Regions from separate parts of the Homo sapiens genome. Here region 2 is linked to region 1. Evidence: chromatin loops called from intact Hi-C (ENCODE). Cell type or tissue: endothelial cell of umbilical vein. All regions are shown on one strand. Links, peaks and the distances in the headings refer to the core of each region. The heading gives the core; the rest is flanking DNA.

Region 1 (11,505 bases), core at 1-8,000:
TGTTTCCTGCCAGGTTCCGTTTTAACTGGAGCACAAGCAGTCCAAGAAGCCTTGTGCCAAGCACGGCTGGAGCTTGCTGGGCCCATTCTGGCCTCCTCACTAACTGTAGAATAACCTAAGGCACCCCATATAGACCCTCTCTCTGGGTATCAGTTTTCCAATCAGAAAAATTAATTTAGGGATAACATAATCCATTTCCAGCTCTGACAGCTTGTGATTCTATGAATATGCTCAATGGCAAAATACACACTTTAAAAGCCAATGTTTACTCTCAGGGGTGGAGTTGAGGGAAAGGTGGGAAAAATAAAATCAGCCATGACAGTAGAGTGATTCAGACTGGGTGACAGACGCATAGGGGTTCATTATGTTATTTCTTCTGCTTTAAAATATTTTTCTATAATAAAATTTTAAGGAAATCTTTTTCAAAATGGGAAAGGAAAAGAAACTGGTTGCCATTGTATATAAGGTAGGATAGGGAAGGAAGGAAATATATTTACACAGAATTGATCACAGAGTTTTATTTAGTAGTAATTACTGTATAACCTGCAAGTGGTGGTTTTCCTTATTATTATTTGACAGAAGCTGGGGTTAGAGGAGCTTTAGACATTTTGGGTTCCAGTTAAACAACAAACAGTAATAAAGCATCAGCGATAATAAAATGCAAATCTCTAACAAAAATAAGATGAATTAAAATTTGATTAATATAGTGCTTTTCCCTGTTGTAGAGGGCATTGCATTACTATTAATAAATATACATATGAATGGCCTCATATCAGAGAATAGGACTTCCCTTCTGGCTTTAGAGGCCTTCTTCCTCCTTGGGATATGGCAAATATCTTCCTCTTTTCATCCAGGTTGGAGAGTGACTTGTAAGAGTGTCTGCTTGAAATCTGGCTGGGAAATTGATTTTTATGTATTCTTATCTTCTGCAGGTGGAAACACTGCATGATTTTGAGGCAGCAAATTCTGATGAACTTACCTTACAAAGGGGTGATGTGGTGCTGGTGGTCCCCTCAGATTCAGAAGCTGATCAGGTAAAAGAAAAGATAGGAAGATGCTTTGGGCTACGTTGATTTTTTTCTGAGGGTCTGTTGGACACAATCACTTCCTAAAGATGTTTCTATTTTCTGAGATGCTACAAGCCATCTGAAAAGGGCTTAAGGGCTTGTGACAGCATAGATCATTAACGAGGTTTCTAGGACACCCTTTTGGGATGCTGTTGCATTCTTTTTTTATATAATACAAACAGTTGACTGTTTCTTATCACGTAACCACTTTCTGGGAATGTTATCTCTGTAACACCTGTCTTCAGGAAATGCAGACACTATGAATGTGAACTAAAAGACCCCTTCAAAAGTGGTTGCCTCTGGGTGTGTGGATATTGATGAGGAAAGAACCTGGGGAACCCTCTGGAGTGATGGAAATGCTTTGTATCTTGAGAGGGATGTCTGCATGTATTTGTCAAAACTCATTGAACTATATATACCTAATCATCTCTGCATTACACAGTATTTAAGTTATACCTCAACTTAAAGAGATTCTTTAAAAATATCACTTCCTAAAAGAGTGGTCTGATGTAAGGTACTGAGAACTCCCATCTTGTTCTCATTCATAAAATATGTGAGCCCTTGAAATGGTATGCAGAGCAAGTAAATGCATCTGTAAACATATTTTTCTGGAGAGAAAAACTCTAACTTCCATACTATTCTCAAAGAGATTTATGAGCTCTCCCCTTAAAAAATAAATTCAAGCATCACTGCCTTTGAGGTTAAGACTTAATATGTTCAACATTTTGTTCTTTCTTTTGACAACACACTTACCAAGATACATCAGGTGTTGGGTCAAGCAGTCTCTACCACAATAAAATAGATTGGAAATTTATATAACAATAATCTGCTGGGCAGGGTGGCTCATGCCTGTAATCCCAGGACTTTGGGAGGCCAAGGCAGGAGGATCACTTGAGGCCAGGAGTTCCAGACCAGCCTGGTCAACATAGCAAGACCTCATCTCTACAAAAAATTTTTTTTTTAATTAGCTGGGTGCAGCAGTGTGCACCTGTAGTCCTAGCTACTCAAAAAGCTGACATGGGAGGATCACTTGAGCCCAGGAATTCAAGGCTGCAGTGAGCCATGATCACACCACTGCACTCCAGCCTGGGTAACAGAGCAAGACCCCGTCTCAAAAAACAAAAAATTAATAACAATAATATATCTTTAAAAGCCCCCAAAGATTTAAAAATTTTAAAATACACTTCTAAATAACCCATGGGTCAAATAAATCATAGTGTGAGTTAAAAAAAAATTTCATAATGATCATTAAATAGAAATTAAATAGAAAAATGCATAGAAGGAAGAAAATAATAAAAATAAATTCACAAATGAATGCAATAAAGGACTATAACAGATAAAATTGATAAAGCCGAAAGTAGGTTTTTGAGAGGATTAACAAAATTATTAAAACCTTAGAAATACTCAAGAAAGAAAAGTCACAAAGCATAAATTACCAATACAAAGAAAAGGTGTCAGCATCACACATCTCAAAGATATTAAAAATCCCATTTATAATGGGATTTTTGTCTGCATTAACCAGAAGTTATTTTGTAAAGAAATAAAAGGAAAAAAAGTTAGTCTTTTATGTTTACCACCATGTTTACCATTTCCAGGTCTTCATTCTTTCCTTAAGTCCGAGTTTCTATCTGGTCTTAATTTCCTTTCTGCTTAAAGAACTTCCTTTAGCTATTTCTGAAGTGCTAGTCTGCTGGCAGCAAATCTTCTTGGCTTCTGTATATCTGAAAATGTCTTTATTATTCTTAATTTTTAACAATACTTTCACTAAGGTAGAAATCTGAGTTGATTTTTTTTTCTTTCAACTCTTTAAACATGTTTCATTGTTTTCTGGTCTCTATTGTTTATAATTAGAAATCAGCTGTCATTTGTTTAATATTGCTTCTCTGTATGCAAAGTGACTTTCCCTGACTACTTTTAATAAATTTCGCTGTATCTTTGATTTTCATCAGTTTAAATATATTGTGCTTGGGTAGGTTTTTTTTTTTTATGGTCTTCATACTTGAAAATCACTGAGATCCTTAGACTTGTAACCTAATGTTTTTCACTACATTTGCTTTTTATCTTTAATTTTTTTCTGAATTATTCTCTTTGTTCTTTTTTTCTGGGTTTCTAATTATACTTAAGTTGGACTTCTTGATAGCTAAGATGCTGTTCTTTTTCTTTCACTATTTCTCTCTGGTAGTCAGGTTGGATAATTTCTATTGATCTGCCTTCAAGTGCTATGAGTGTTTCCTCTGCTACTTTGAGTTCGTAGTTAAATTTATCCAGTGACTTTTTCATCTCAGATATTAGATTCTTACAATTCTTCATTTCCATATTGTTATTTCATATGGGTTTCCATTTCTTGGCTGAGATTTCCCACTTATAGTCTTTCATTATTACTGTCTCTCAATTTATATACTTGAACAAATTTATAATAGCTGCCTTAAATTTCTTACTGCTAATTCCAACAGCTGGGCCATCTCAGGGCATATTTCTATTGTTTGCTTTTTAATCTTTTGGTCATATTTTCCTGTTTTTCCATGTCTAATAATTTTTTAATTGATACTAGACATAGTAGGTAGACCATACGTGGTAAAGAGTCTGACTCTGTTTTCTATATCTGAAAATTGCTTATTTTTGTTTTAGCAGACATATAAATTACTGGATAATTCCCTTGAATTGATGGGAGTTGGTTTTATACTTTGTTAGGGTGGGTCTGTACCCTTTATGCATGCACAGCTTGGGGGTCAGCCCAGGATTTCAAGGCAGTTTATCCACATACGTTAGGATACCCATCCCCCAGTGATTCCTTTCTTTTCAAGATAACCCCCCTGAGTGTACAGCTTCTCTGGGAGCCTTACACTCTATGCTGTGAATGCCCCACATCACACTGAGTGAGGATAATCCTCAGGGGAAAAGCTGTATCAGCATAGATCTCACCCCTTGCAGTTCTCTACTTTCAAGGGTCAAATACTTTCTAATTTCTGCCTCCTTTTGGTCATTTCCAGCATCTTCAAATAGTTTTACCCATTATTTATACCCATCCCATTATATATAAATTTACACTTTATATATTGTATAACCAAGAGTTGTTTGTTTATATAAATAGTTGCATATGTGTATATATAGATATTTGGAGATATATAGTTATTCCAATGTTTTTAATTATTCTCTCCAGAAGGAGTTGTCTAATACAAGCCATTCTACCATTACCAAGACAGGAAATCTTTTTCTACCACATATTTTAAGCAGTTAATATTTAATTTTTTATATTTTCCTCAGCTAAAGATTGATGTTGGCTAATATTCTTTACAAGTTGTCTTTCAGATTATATGTGTTGGAATATATCTTGATTGTGGGTTTGTGTAGTCCTTTACTTGTTTTCTTTATTGAAACAATTTTTAAGTGCTTAACTCTACTTGGCTCCATTAGATTTTTCACCTACTGTAAATAAAGTCAAATATAGACACTTGTGGGGGAAAAATGACCTTTTATATGCTTTCTAGAGCTTCAGAAAATATTTAGCTATCATCTTTTATTTTAAGCATAGCTTTGTCCTTCACATATATGACATCATAATTTTAAAGAGGGCACTTTTCCTCATCAGCTAGGATATTATCAGTTATTTTATTGAGTCGTTTTTTTCCTCAGCGGTTTTTTTCCTGCCTTCAAAAATTGGGCTGTCTAAATACTTATATTTCTTGTCTATATGGCAGCATCAATTTAGAGTCTCAGATTATATCAAAAGGGAATGAATTCAGCTTCTTCATTTAATTTTTGAGGCCTCATTTTATCTGATATACTTGAACTATGTTGGGGGTTTGTTCAGACTAAACCTGGCCATCCCTCATCTGAACTGGAATTTCCTTTCTGCACTGGTTAACATAATAAAGATAGTCATTTCCCACTCCTTGCACTTCCTATGGTCTCATTTCCCACTGTTCCTTTCAACACAGCTTTTCCAGCTAGACTCTGCTTAACTTCAGGAAGCCAAGGGCAGACCACAGCCTCTGTTTCTCAGTTTTAAGTATCATCTCCCATTCTGCATGACCATATATGGATGGGTTCTTTACCCTTTCTGGGGCAAACTGTTTCATTTTTGTGATGGCACTTCTATATGACAGACAAATGTTTATGAGGAATAATTTATAAAGGATATAGGAGCGCTTCCAGCAAGAATGCCATGACATCCAACTGCTTTGTAGTTTATATAAACTTGAAAAATTAGGTATTATAAAAACAAAAATAGTAATATAAGGCAACACACATCTAGCTTTTAGTATTTGATGAGCCCTACATCTACATAGGTAGTTTATTGGGGTTATAGGATATGAGCTGGGGGTCAGAGTTCTTTCTTATGAGCAAGTGGCTTGGGATGAAATATAAGATATTCCATGGCCTCATCAGTATTCCATTCTAACCCAAGCAACCTCAAACCTTTTTTACACTGTGACCCCAGAACAGGTCATGCTCTTGTGCATGAAATGCTTTCACATGGTATTCCTGTCTTTGCACTGGTTGTAATTGTAATCCTTTTCTCCTCTTTAAGAACTCATATTATAATCCAGTTAATATCAATTAACTATGCTTTGTACAGTCACAATGTACAAAGCATTAGCTATACTTTATACAGTCAATAAGTCATTGCAAATGTTTATTCCTTCTTTTTCTTTTTCTTTTTTTTTTTAACTAACAACTTATTTGGGATAGGCCTTCCCATTGATCACGGCACAGCACTTTACCTGTAATGTGACATCCTGGTTCAGAACCACAACACTAATGTAACACATTATTAATTAATTGTGGCAGTGTGGATTTTCCAGTAGTTTGCTGGACCCTGAAAGTTCTGTCATTGTTTTTCAGGATGCAGGCTGGCTGGTGGGAGTGAAGGAATCAGACTGGCTTCAGTACAGAGACCTTGCCACCTACAAAGGCCTCTTTCCAGAGAACTTCACCCGACGCTTAGATTAGGGCAACAAGTACTGCAAGAAGGAGCTCAGTTACGGGGTTTTTAAACCTTCATGAAAACCTGAAGAGTTCACTTTTGTTATTATGCTCTTAATGATTTACAGACTGATGCCAGACAAACCTTGGGAAGATGTATCAATGGAGCATGTGTGCAAAAAAATGTAAGAGGAAAAAAAGTAAATTAAGGAAAAAATCCTCACTCATTCCCATGTTGTCAATAACAGGTTTGTTTGTGCTTTGTCCAAGCTGTGGAGACTCTTGTACTTGATCCCCTCCCACCAATTCTAAAGTAGCTTTCTCCAGATCAGACTTTAATTTCTCTGCATCAGGTGTATCGTATTGAGTGGCTGCCCTGCAGAAGATGTGATGAATTATCCTGTAGTACAAGATTATCTTATTCCCCTGCCCAGGTGTGAGCACGTGCTCTCGCTCCCTTTCAGGTTTACTATGTTTAAAACTAAACTGCTGCAAAAGTTCTCAATGTTCTTTTCCAACACATCTATATATATATGGACACACAGTCACGCAAGCTAGTTCCCATGACTCCTGGATCTATGTGTATGCAGAAGGCTACATATACATAGTTGCTTCTTTCCTTTCCATTGTAGCTCTTTGCCTCTCAATTGTCATTGATACATGCATTGCTCTTATTCTGTCTGGCATTACAATTGCAGTTTTGCCTAATGGCAAAACCAGCCATCCCATTGGCAAAAGAGTCAACAGTATCTGTGTTTGTACTGTGCAGTTTTCAGGATGAGATGACAGATAGCACGACTACACTGAGGCACCCTCAGAGAAGGCAGGGCCTGATTTATCTAGCTGTCCAGCCGCTGTGGCTGGAGGTAGGCTAGTTGGGATGGGCAGCTAAGCAGTCTTCTCTTCTGCCTTTATGAGATTGGGTAGAAAGATGGGGCATATTCATCTACCCCCAAAAGAACACTATAAAAACAGCTCCTCTATATTTCCACCTCTTTCTATTTATGCAACTCATCTTCACAGATTGTTCTAAAGTAAAATAGATGGTGTATGCTGTATCCACAAATCATCTGTAACAATTATGTTTTCAGTGCTGTGTCATTCCAAATAAACCTTTGGTAATCTTCAACGATTACCCTAATTCCTTTTGATGAGTCTTTTTTTTTTTTTTTTTGGAAATTTTGTTCCAGTCGGATACTCTGCTTGAAACAGTTGGTATTGGAGTTGTTATTTGTGCAGAAATATGCTTGTTCTTCCACTAGGTTGCACTCCACGCCCCCACCGCACCTCCCCACTTCTTTCATTCCAGTCATTGCTGGTCACTCGGTGTTCCCTGACATCCAGCAATTACTGCAGCACCAATAACAGCTGCCAACGGAGAGCCCTTAAAGGTGCCGGCTGTAGACTCCCAGTCCGTGAATCACTGATAATCTTACGACCTTCATAATCAGCAATTTCTTCTCACACCAGCTTCATTTTCTGGTCACTTTCCTTTTTGGCATGTTTATGTTCGTAGGTACATAAAAATTAGATCAGTTGGAATAGAAAAGTGAATTCACTTGGCCATTATTTCCAAAAGAGAATTCTTAACGCAAATCCTTTTAGTTGATTTGGACTCTTTTCTGCTAATATAATTCTTTATACAACATAGGCTGATCAAGAATGTATATTATTAGACTTTTAGATTTAGTATGTATTCCTGATTCATGGTTTGAATCTTCCTGGTGTATTACTGACTTTGTTGTTTTAAGTGTGAATAGGGAAATAACTGTTTTTGAGCCAAGATTTTTCCAGGGGCTAATATACAGAGAAGCTGGGTCATCATGAATGCTATTCTAGTGCAAGAAAAGCAAATGTCACTGCCCAGGAGCATGACTGATAATTCAGCAAGTGGAATGCAGCAATGTAAGATTCGTAATAGAAAGCCACTCCTGACAGTAGAGTACACACAGGATGTTAAAAGCCAAGACTGAAAAATTCGCTCTAATAATAAAATGCACCTAATGTTCTGCAAAGATAATTGGCTTGCCACATCTCCTGGAGCAGAAGATGTGATGAATCATTCTTAAATTCCTTTCACCCTCCTGCCCACAGTGGCTGCTCACAGTGTACAGTTTGCCAGGACATGGCCCAGATAACTGTAGCCCTAGATGAATGTTCCTAGATGAATGTAACAAGTTCTTCTGAAATGACGTGATTTTAATTAGCTATTTAGTCCTGTTTTTTAAAATGCCTTTGGATTTTTTTTTACACTAAATAAGAGTTATCAGATTTTTTGTTTGTTTGTTTCAGGAATTGCCAAAATCCAAGAATTCCTAATGCATTGAAAATGAAGGAGATGGAGGGGATGGGCGTGTGGTGGTGGCATTCCCCAGAAATGTCCTTGAATGTGGAGTGAACATTGTTTTCCATTTCAGTGGATTTTCTAAGGAATGTTAGTTTCAAGGACTTTCTGGGATTACTAGTGTAAAGTTCTTTCCACTTCTCTTTCTCAGTTATTCCGTTCAAGTTCTCACACCACCAACCCATCCTAGGCACATCACCCAGTCATATAATGGCAAGTTTGTATTGTATCCCAAATGGCCTTGAACCAGGCCTTGGTCCTTTCATTTTTTTTTTTTTTAAACGGAGTCTTGCTCTGTTGCCCAGGCTGGAGTGCAGTGGCGTGATCTCGGCTCACTGCAAGCTCCGCCTCCCGGGTTCACACCATTCTCCTGCCTCAGCCTCCCAAGTAGCTGGGAGTACAGGTGCCCGCCACCGCACCCGGCTAATTTTTTTTGTATTTTTTAGTAGAGATGGGGTTTCACTGTGTTAGCCAGGATGATCTCGATCTCCTGACCACATGATCTGCCCACCTCAGCCTCCCAAAGTGCTGGAATTACAGGCGTGAGCCACCACACCCAGTCAGGCCTTGGTCCTTTCTGAGCTTCCTCTCCATGATTTAAGATTCTTCTTAGAAACCCAATGTCATGCAGACCTTCAAATAGTTATGAGTCAGAACTGTTTGGAAAGAAAGCCAGTAGTTCTTATTAAACATACACCTACCTGGCATTCCTACCAATATGACAAATAGTCACTCATGTAAACCTGTGTGATGCATATAATTGCAAAGTAAAATTGCCTGGCAATTTGAATTTTTTTTTTTTGAGACAGAGTCTCGCTCTGTCGCCAGACTGGAGTGCAGTAGAATGATCTCAGCCTACTGCAACCTCTGCCTCCCAGGTTCAAGCAATTCTCCTGCCTCAGCCTCCCAAATAGCTGGGACTACGGGTGCGTGCCACCATGCCTGGCTGATTTTTGTATTTTTAGTAGAGACAGGGTTTCACCATGTTGGCCAGGATGGTCTTGATAACTTGACCTAGTGATCCATCGGCCTCAGCCTCCCAAAGTGCTAGGATTACAGGTGTGAGCCACCGCACCTGGCCAGCAATTTCAATTTTTAACACTATCTCAGGGTAGCCAGGGCCCCTGGGACAGGTAAAAGCTCCCATACCATGCTGTTGCATTGCTTCCACCACGCCTGCTCTTCCTGACAAAGCTGGGGTGGCTTTGGAGTCAGCCAGAAAACCATATCCATCACATCTTAGGCTGCCCAGTGGAGTGTGCACGTTTAGAATTCTGAGCCCTCTTTTCTTACATAAAGAAGCCTCTAACCAGGTCATTGGAACAATCCCAGCATGACCCCATGGCCCATTCAGATGGCCCATTAAAGAAAATGCCTTCGGGAAACTACAAAAGTTATGAGAACTCAATGAGTTTAAAGATGGCGGAAGCTCAGTGCTTTATTCCATGCAAAATTGCATGGCTGAACACCTTGAAGCCTTAGAAATAGACTGGCCAATGGATTGGCCTTGATAGGACTCTACTCCTCTTTTCAAAGGAGCCCAACTAACAGCTGCCTTCTGGTTTTTACTTGGAACTCAACTAAAAACCTTACAAACGTGTCAGAACTTGGAGATGAGCAGATCGCACAGCTTTTCTACACAGTGCTGTAGCTACCGTCTTCCTGGTGTGAGACTTTCCTAGGACTTCAGTAAATGGAATCGGACATTTGGTAACAGCACAGAGAAGACAATGACCAATATTCTCTTGGAAGACTTAGAAAATGGAGATCCAGGTGGTTTTGTTCATCTTTGAGCCCTGCAGGTGCATCCCTGTTTGATGATGATCCTGTCCTGAATCACCAGGAGGAGACCGCCTGGATGTTCACGGGCAGCGTTCTTCAAGGCACACAGTAGGGGGTTGATAAGTTGTTCATAAAGCCAAATAAACCATGCGCGAATAAGCTTAATATTCCATCCAAATATTTTGTGACTCATTGGTAATACCTTTTAAGGATCACTTAACAAGCAGCAGCAAATAGTGACTTTTTCCACTTAAAAGATATTTGAGACATAACCCTTACATCTATGCAAATTGAGAGGAAGGCCAGGTAGGTACCCTGAAGCTCTTTCCAAAGAAATCTAAATTTTATCTTTGTTTCCTAAAATCCAGTTAATTCCCAGTCCCCCCGATCTCAGGTCAAACACTCAGGTTGTTTGATTCTTGAGGGTTGGGTCAGAATTGCATGCTTATTTCCCTCCCTGCTGCACTCTGATGCCCTGTAAAACCAGTCCAGCCCAGGAGTGCCTTGTCCATACGCACCTTGCCACATGGCTGATACCCTACACCCTCTCCCACCAGTAAATATTAAACTCTGTGTCATTATGCTCTGCTCTCCAAAACCCTACCAGTGATCACAAAGTGCTGTCTGTGGCATTTGGAGATGCCACCAAACTTCCAATTCTCCCCCAAGATTCCAAGATACGAACTTTCCTTGTTTTCTTACCTCTCTTGTTGTTCCTTCTCTGTTACTGTTCCTAATTTTTTTTCCTCCTTCCTGTGGTTGCTGGAAGTGGGGTGGGGCAATAGCGACCTGTCCTTCAATTTGTGTTCCAGTTGTCCAAGGAATGTTGCCTTTGGAGTGTCCAATTATTGCTTCCAAGTCCACATGTTCATTTGTTCATTAAAATATATCAAGCACCAGCTAAGTGTCAGTTACTGTACATGGGGACCGCATTCATAAGATTTAGACTTCACGCTTGAGGGACTTCCTTCCAAACCCCTCCATGGTGCGTCACTGAGGGGCTCCTCCATTCTTCAGAATCTTGGGCCTGAAGACTTGGGAGCTTCCTTTGTGCATCATTTTCCAGATTTGGGGCACCTGCTATGATTTCCCTGCAAAACATACAACCTTGCACTTTAATCTAGTCGGGGTTCTGTTCTTCACACTGACAGAGAAGACAAATTGGATCCTTGTTGTCTCCCTTGCCACCTGACTTCTTGTCTTCCTCGTACCCTACTGCCCACCCATTTTAAGTACCCAACAGGTCCCCACTCCCTCCTCGCCTCTCCCTCTCAGAAACACATACACAAATGATGAATATCTGCTGCATGTCATACCAGATCCAGGAGCCTCTGCTTGGTCTTCAGAGCTGAACTTCACCTCTTCCCCAGTATTCATCCACTGCCT
Region 2 (8,000 bases), core at 1-8,000, 170 kb before region 1:
CAGACAATGATGACTTTCTCTTTTGAATGTCAGGTTTATTGGAAAGAATAGAAAGTGTCAATGTGTTTTGCTTAGGATTAAACAAACCATTTTTTTTTCTTTCTCTGTCTAGGGAGGTTGCTCTGTGCTTACCTTGCTGACTTTTTTCATTTTTCTCTTTTAGCCTCACGTTTCCTTCCATGAAATGACTTTTTTCTTCCTCTCCTTCATTTCCACCTATCTCACTTCCCCACCTTGTTTTCTACTTGGCCCTCATCTGAAGTCCCACCGTTTTTGGAAAAGTCTTCTGTCTTAGTCAGCCTCGGCTGCCATAACAAAAAAAAAAAAACATATAGACTGGGTGGTTTAAGTAACAACACTTTTTTTTTTTTCTTACAAGTCCAAGATCAAGGTGCCAGGAGATTCTGGGTCTAGTGAGAAGCCTCTTCTTGCTTTTGCAGATGGCCACCTTCTTGCTGTGTTCTCTTATGGCAGAGAGAGGAAACGCTGGTGTCTGTTCCTCTCCTTATAAGGACGTTAATCTCATTATGGGGGCTTCATCCCAAGGACCTCATCTAAACCTATTTGCCTCCCAGAGGCCCCATCTCCAAGTACCATGGCATTGAAGATTAGGGTTTCAACATATGAATTTCGCTGGGACACAAACATTCAGTTCTCAGCACCCTCCTTCATCTGAACCGGAAGTGGTTCCACCTTTCTCCTTCATTGAGGGTTCAATCAAGTGCCAGTCATGAAGCTCTGTGGTTTTATTTTTCTCTCCTCTGCTTCTCTCTAAACAGGATAAGCTCAGGAATGCCAGCATTTCGCCCTCTTTCTGTTGTGCAGTGCCTAGCACAATGCTTGACACATGTTGGCACTCTGCTTCTTGACTGAGTCAGTGACTGATGCATGACCCATTGTGCTGGTACCTCTGGGCTGTACATATGACACTTTCTGGAGGATAAGACAGGGCTAGCAGTCTAACCTCATGAGAGGAACCAGGTATTGCTCATTTAGCTTGGAATGTTGATAACTATTAAACAGTCATGCTTTCAGGGCTGGAGGGGAACTTCGTGGTTCGTTATTCAACACCTACCTATTTCCAAATAGGAAAGATGAATATAGGAGAGGTTCAGTGACTTGCTGAGATCTCACATGGCAGTGGCCATATGCCTTCCCTGTTAGTTTAACCACATGCCTGCTGTGGGTCTTGGTTACTGGCCTGCAAATACTGACATTTAAGTGCTTCAGGAAAGGCTAAGCATCTGTTGATGCTTCATTAAAGATAACTTTTCCTAGTGAAAGAGTTAACTTGCTTTAATTGAAAGCATGGGTTTTTAAAGTTTCCTGATAGCCCAAGTTTGAGAGAACAAGTAATAAATATAACATATCATTTAGCCAATGGCAGAGGTATCACATTCTGATTCTAGAAAATAAAATAGCCAGACTTCAGCCTCACCCCAGACCAAGGAAATCAGCATCCCTGAGGATGGGCCTAGTGCATCAGTATTTTTTCGAAGCTACCCAGGTGATTGTGCTGTGCTGCAGCTAGCCTTGGGAACCACCCTAGGAGTGGTACTCAATTCAAAACTGTTGGGAATGAGGTAGGCTGCAAACAACACAAAATAAAACAAACAAACATGCATTGTGCTACTGGCTTGGATTTAGAACAAGTTCTCTTCTTGAACAGACATAACCCATCTAGCAGTGCTGTCTGGATGAGAGGAATGTGGCCCAAGTTACGTTGTGCTACTGATAATACTGCAAAGATGTCAGAGCTTTACTTTCTAAATTCTTGTGCCAGCTAGCTTGCACTGTGTAACAAACCATCCCAAAACTTAGTGGCTGAAAACAACAAATGTTTATCATTTCTCTCAATTCCATGGGCCAGGTGGGAATTCTCCTGGTCTGGGCTGTCTCAGCTAATATCAACTGAGGTTGCAAGTTTCTGGGGCTGGATGGACTGATAGGTGGTTGATTCGCTATTGGCTGGGGCGGTTGGGATGAGATGGCTGTGTGTACTGCATCATCTAACAAACTAGCCTGGGTTTGTCCACAGAGAGGAGGGCCCAGGATTCTTAAGCAAAAGAAAGTATAATCATGAGTAGGGACTTTTCAAGCCTCCGCTTGCCTATAGTTTGTTAAATTCTCATTGGCCACAGAAAATCACTTGGCTAATTTCAAATTCAAGGGTGGAGAGATAGCCTTCACCTCTTCATGGGAGGAGCTGAAGGGTCACACTGCGAAGCAGACTGCATACAGGAAATGAAAGATTTTGTGGGCCTTTTTGTAACCACAGTATACCAATGAGCAGAATTCCATATGAAACAGAAGAATTATCTGTGGATGCCACTTTTGTTTTATCATATTGCTTTGTGCTTCAAGTGGACTGGTTAGGTGATCCCAGCCACTAATCCATGTATACAGGCGCCATAGGTGTCAGCTGCAAGAGGAGCATGATGGGATCTCCTGACCTGAGATGATCCACAAACTCGGCATACTGAAGCAGGAATAGGTTATCGAAAGCACAGATCTGGAATTCTAGTCCCAGTTCTATCACTTACTAATTATGCGACATTAGGCCAATTACTCCAACCTATAAGCCTCAGTTTTCTCATCTGTAAAATGGGACTAGTAATGTACCTATATTATAGGGTATTTGTGAGGCTTAAGTGAAATAAAGCATGCAGCACCGTTTTTGGCACAGCATAAGTATTCAGTAAGTGAAGTTGTGAAAATTAGACATCCCCAAGTGTCAGAGAGACAAGGTGGAACTTCCATTTGTTTCTATATAGTCTGACTCAGGGATCCAGCTGGTCATGTGAGCCTATTGTCAGTGAGGGCTGACTGGGGTGTATTGCTGGGATCCCTGGCTCCCCATTCCATCGGGAAACCCAGTGTGCCTGACTTTCTTCCAGGACATTCTGTAGAAACCACTGTCTGTTGTTCTCCGGCCTAAAAATTAGATTTACACCTCATCGTCCTTCATCTATATTCACCTTGTGCGGGTGAGCTGTAAATGAGGCAGTCCTTTGACTGCTCTGTTATTTGCTGTTGCCATAATCAGGAGAGAAGCTGAAGTAATACGGCTGGGTAACTGGTTGTGATTTCAGTAGTGGGCCTGCTGGGTTTGCCCACAGGCCGTGTTACAAAATGCTGGCAGCTGGCAAGCTGCACACTTTGTGGGTCCCTAGGAACCTGAGAAGGCTGGAAAACACATGAATTATACAGTTTGACAACGTGAACATGGAAAGGGCATGTCCTTTGTGACTTTAGTTTTTCATTAAATGAACTGTTCTTGGATTCAGAATCTATATATAAATTTCCTTATGTCTCACTGTTTCCTGTTTGGTATGTTGCTGCCAGTATAGATTAAAAGGAGTGACTACAAGTAGAAGAATGCAAAATAAGCTTCTTTATGCAGGTCTGTTTCTTATATACGTGCCAATTGCAAAAACAGGAGACTGTTATTTTCTTTCATCAATTGTCACTCTAGATGCCTTTTGTCCCCATGTTGACTGGCCTGGGTCACCGGAGTACAGTGTGTCAGCAGGATGTGTCTCAGGACAAATGCTGAACCAGCATCAGCGTCTTTCTAAGGCAACTTTCTTCGAGATAGGAAAATTGTTACATAACATGTTGTTTTATATCTCTTAACCAACAAACATTCCATTAAAAGGAAATGCTTTATGTCTTTCTTAACCAGGTGTTTACTAACCACCTCCTCCCTCCTTCCCATCATTATTCCTGTCTTTCCCACCATCTTGCAGACTAAAAATAGCATTAATCAGTGTTTAAAACTGTTCCTCAGATTTAACGTTTGGCATTGGAGACAACTCCTTAGGTCCAGAAGAGTTTCAATTCTCTGAGCGAGCAAAGATGCAGTATAAAACCAGACCGCTAATTGCAGAGCTGCATTGCCAAAGGCTCTCTCTTTGGAATCCCAAGCAATGGATTTTGGCCAGGTGCACTCCACCTGCTTCTGTCGCCTGTGGGTGGTGCAGAACCCCTGGTATATGGCAGCCCCAAACCATCAGTGCATTGCCCTTGAGCTGTGTGTTGTGGAACTAGATCAAGAACCATCTGTTATGTGCTCTTGATTAGATGGACTTTCTCTAGAAACTGTGCTTAGAGTGTTCAGGAAGATTCTTTACTTTAGCACTGAAGTCAAGATGGAGCATTCTGAAAATTCATAGGCAGCTTTGTGGTTACTTTGTCTTGCGGTTTTTACCTCTTAAATGTTTCATGGATCTTTCTCTTTTTTCCTTTCCTGTATTTTTCTTCATATAACATGAAATACTTTTTTTTTTTTGATACAGGGCTTCATTATCACCCGGGCTGGAGTGCAATCCTCCTACCTCAGCCTCCTGAGTAGCTGGGGTCACAGCGTGTGCCACCATGCGTGGCTAATTTTTTTTTATTTTTAGTAGAGACTGGGTTTTGCTATGTTACCCAGGCTGGTCTCAAACTCCTAGGCTCAGGCAATCCACCTGCCTCAGCCTCCCAAAGTGCTGGGATGAATTACTATTTAAAATTATTTTATTCAATTTTTTTTAACTGTCTCTCACAAGAGAATATAAATTCCATGGAGGAGGGCCTTTGTCTTGTTCACAGCCGTTATCTCCAGAGATTACAGCAGGGCCTGGTGTGTTAGTCTGTTCTCATGCTGCTAATAAAGACATACCAGAGACTGGGAAACTTATAAAGGAAAGAGATTTCATTGACTCACAGTTCAGCATGGCTGGGGAGGTCTCAGGAAACTTACAATCATGGCCGAAGGGGAAGCAAACACATCCTGCTTCACGTGGCAGCAGCAAGGAGAAGAATGAGTGCCCAGTGAAGGGGAAAGCCCCTTATACAACCATCAGAACTTGTGAGAACTCACTCACTATCAATGAGAACAGGGATAGTGGGAAACCGCCCTGATGATTCAATTATCTCCACCTCATCTCTCTCACAAAATGTGAGGATTGTGGGAGCTACAATTCAAGATGAGATTTGGGTGGGGACACTGCCAAACCACATCACCTGGGTTAGGAACTACTATACCCATGGCTGTGATAACTACTATAGCTGTGTCACTTTCATGTAATCACGTGTAGTTTAAGTAGTTGTGGGATGAATGAGTGGATATAGCTATTCCCGCGCCTTTGTTCAGTTTCTCTTTCTTGCCTGCTGTTTTGTCCCATGCTTCCCTTGTTTCCCACCCCAAATCAGTCCTCTACACAGCTGTCCTGGACCATATCATCCCCTTGTCCTCCTCAAGGGATCCCTGTTGCTCTTGGGAATTTGGTGTTGTGGTCCGAAGACAATGAACTGAAGCATAGTATTGTTCTACGCTCATGCTTCTCTTTCTTGCCTCTCTTTCATTCATTCATCCAAGTCAATTTGCTTAAGCATATGTACGCCCAGATACTGAGCATGGTACCCAAGAGTTAGTTTTCCCCTCTTGCCATCCTCCGTCCCTCCCACTCTGGTAGTCCCCAGTGTCTGTTGTTGCCGTCTTTATGTCTAGCACATAATGGGGATAGCGGTATACCAGACAAAGCCCTTTCCCTCATGAAACTTACAGTGGAATTGGGAAACAGATACCAAATGAGGAAACAACTACATAAATAATGTAGTGACATTTGCTGTGATGAAAAATAAAGCAGAGCAGGGGGCAGAGAGTGCAGGAGTGGAGGGTGGTGTGAATGATGTGCTTTCTCCTTTGCCAGAAGCACCTTTTCCCTTCCCTTCTGCCTGAGTCGCCCCCAGTTATCCTTTAAGAAGAAGGCTGAAAGCCCTCCTTGACTGCGGGACTACAGTGAGTGAGGGCCTTCGCTGGTATCTCCCCATATCTGGTGAGTGAGCCCGTCAGGCACACTGGGCTTTACACTTACTTCATTTCTGAAACCCCATCTCAGCTGTGAGCTCCTGAAGGCCTGGGCAGTTTCTCATTCATTTTTTTTCCTCTTATGCCTAGCAGGGTCTGGCATACAGCAGGTGTCTAATAACAGTAAAATTATGCAATGCTCACATCAGTGCTTCGGCTAGTATTTTCTTTAGGGGAACCAAAAGATAGCAGGAATTCGATCACATTTTTTTAAAGGTTGGGATGTTCTTTTCAAGGCTGTTTTGTTGAATAGCTTTCTTTTTCTTTTCAAATTAAAACAATTAATTTTATCTTCTTTTGATTTTTATTTTTAATATTTATTTTATTTATTCCAGTTTTATTTTAGACTCAGGGGGTACATGTGCAGGTTTGTTGCCTGGGTATATTGTGTGATACTGAGGTTTAGGGTACAATGGATTCTGAACATAGTACCCAATAGTTAGTTTAGCCTCCTCCTTCCCTCCTCCTTCCCCACAAGCTCTAGGAGTCCCCATTGTCTGTTGTTGCCATCTTTATGTCCATGTGTACCCAATGCTCAGCTCCCACTTATAAGTGAGAACATGTGGTATTTGGCTTTCTCAATAAATTTTTTTTCTAATATCTAAAGTATATATGCTTATAGAACATTTGGAAAACACTACAAATTATGAGAAAAAAGTGGGAAAACCCATAATTTGATCCCTGTTGACTTTAGGCAGTGGAAACATACTTGCTCATAGCCTTCAGATCTATCTAATTTTTATAATTTTCTTATTATCATACAGAATTTTTCACATAGTAAAATACTGTGAATATTTTCCTGTGTTTATGAAGATTCTGGAAATGAATTTATTATTAAGCCTAGCATTCCTTATTATAATATTCCTTAGAACCTAACACATGGGAATTCTTTGAAGATGGGGCTGAAGTTAAATTCCTCCAGAGGAGATTTTTGTTTGTCAAGGCCAGCCCTTGCAGGTACCATCAATGAGGGGACTATGAATTCATCAGCTCAGAACTGCTTTATTATTTATGAATGTATGTATTTATTATTTTTAAAGACAGGGTCTCTCTCTGCCACCCAGGCTGGAGTATAGTGGCATGATCATAGCTTACTGTAGCCTCAAACTCCTGGGCTCAAGCAATCCTCCTACCCACAGCTGGGACTACAGGTGTAAGCCTCCATGCTTGGCTAATTTTTTTTTTTTTTTTTAAATTGTGTTAGAGACAGGTTCTCACTATGCTACCCAGGCTGGTCTTGAATACCTGGCCTCAAGTGATTGTTCACTGGTCTCCCAAAGAACTGCATTAAATGAAATTCTCCACTTGAGATTCTAACTCTTGCCCTGACATGGGACTGTGGACCTCAAATGCCATGGCCAAGTTGTGCTCACCACTTCAAGGAAAGGGTTTCTTTCCACTTCCCCCAATAGCCAGGTCAAAACAGGCAACTTTTCTTTATGCTCTCCTTCTGGGGACAGGTATAATTCTAATTCACCATTTACAGGTACCTTAATTCACATTGAAAGTGTAACCCCTTGGGGTCTTAACCTTATGCAGGTTAAGGTTGGGGAGAAGAGGGTGTGCATCTCCTGGTAGACTTCTCACTCTGGCTTAGCCGTATCTAAACTTTATATCTGATTGGTCCCACCAGTGCAGCTGTCAAAACAGTGGAAGATGCCCTCTGGGCTAAAGCCTCCCACACCATTTTATTGGCCTTGTGGAATTCCTGACTTTCTGCTAGCTCAGCAATGCATTGAAAACAAGCTTATATTTTGTCTGGAAATTTTGAGTTGGAGAGTTGTTCTGGGTTTCTAGCCCACTCATAATTTAAGAAGTGGAAATGCCAGTAATATATTTAACTAACTATTTTTGGATATTTAGTTTGCCATTACTGTTTTGCTATTATAAGTAAAGTATTTATAATGAACATTCTTGTAGTCTTATCTTTGGGCATATCTTTGATTTTTTTTAAAGCATATTTATAGAAGTAGGATTGCTGGGTCAATAAGTATAGACATTTTAAGGGATTTTGATAAATGCTGCCAAAGTGTACTCCAGAAAGGCTAAATCACATTGTGACTTCACAAAAACGCTCATTTACTGATTTTAGCCTTCTATAGAACATGATTGTGAATTCTTCTGAGACATACACATGGAGCAGACA

What was found. A loop is a pair of places that touch in the nucleus more often than their neighbours do. Peaks named below come from ENCODE experiments on the same cell type or tissue, not always from the same donor. Only the 100,000 strongest peaks of a DNase experiment are listed, where the experiment ranks them.
Region 2: a loop joins it to region 1, with 3 times the contacts of the local background. A loop is called at or near these places in 7 of 110 quality-filtered maps.

The regions. Positions count from the first base shown.
Region 1 is chr7:38,379,333-38,390,837 of GRCh38, reverse strand. It overlaps AMPH (amphiphysin), which reads left to right. Exons shown (of 21, transcript NM_001635.4): 20 at 933-1,034; 21 at 5,913-7,134. The coding sequence ends at 6,020. Among named protein-coding and RNA genes, the nearest start is that of TRG-AS1, 44 kb to the right of the region's middle. In endothelial cell of umbilical vein, for the core only: no CTCF peak of the experiment used is centred there; DNase peaks (open chromatin) are centred at 77, 4,977, 7,417 and 7,807; H3K27ac peaks cover 4,512 bases.
Region 2 is chr7:38,554,296-38,562,295 of GRCh38, reverse strand. All of the region lies in intron 1 of AMPH (amphiphysin), which reads left to right. Among named protein-coding and RNA genes, the nearest start is that of AMPH, 73 kb to the left of the region's middle. In endothelial cell of umbilical vein, for the core only: a CTCF peak has its summit at 782; DNase peaks (open chromatin) are centred at 885, 3,315 and 4,795; H3K27ac peaks cover 2,842 bases.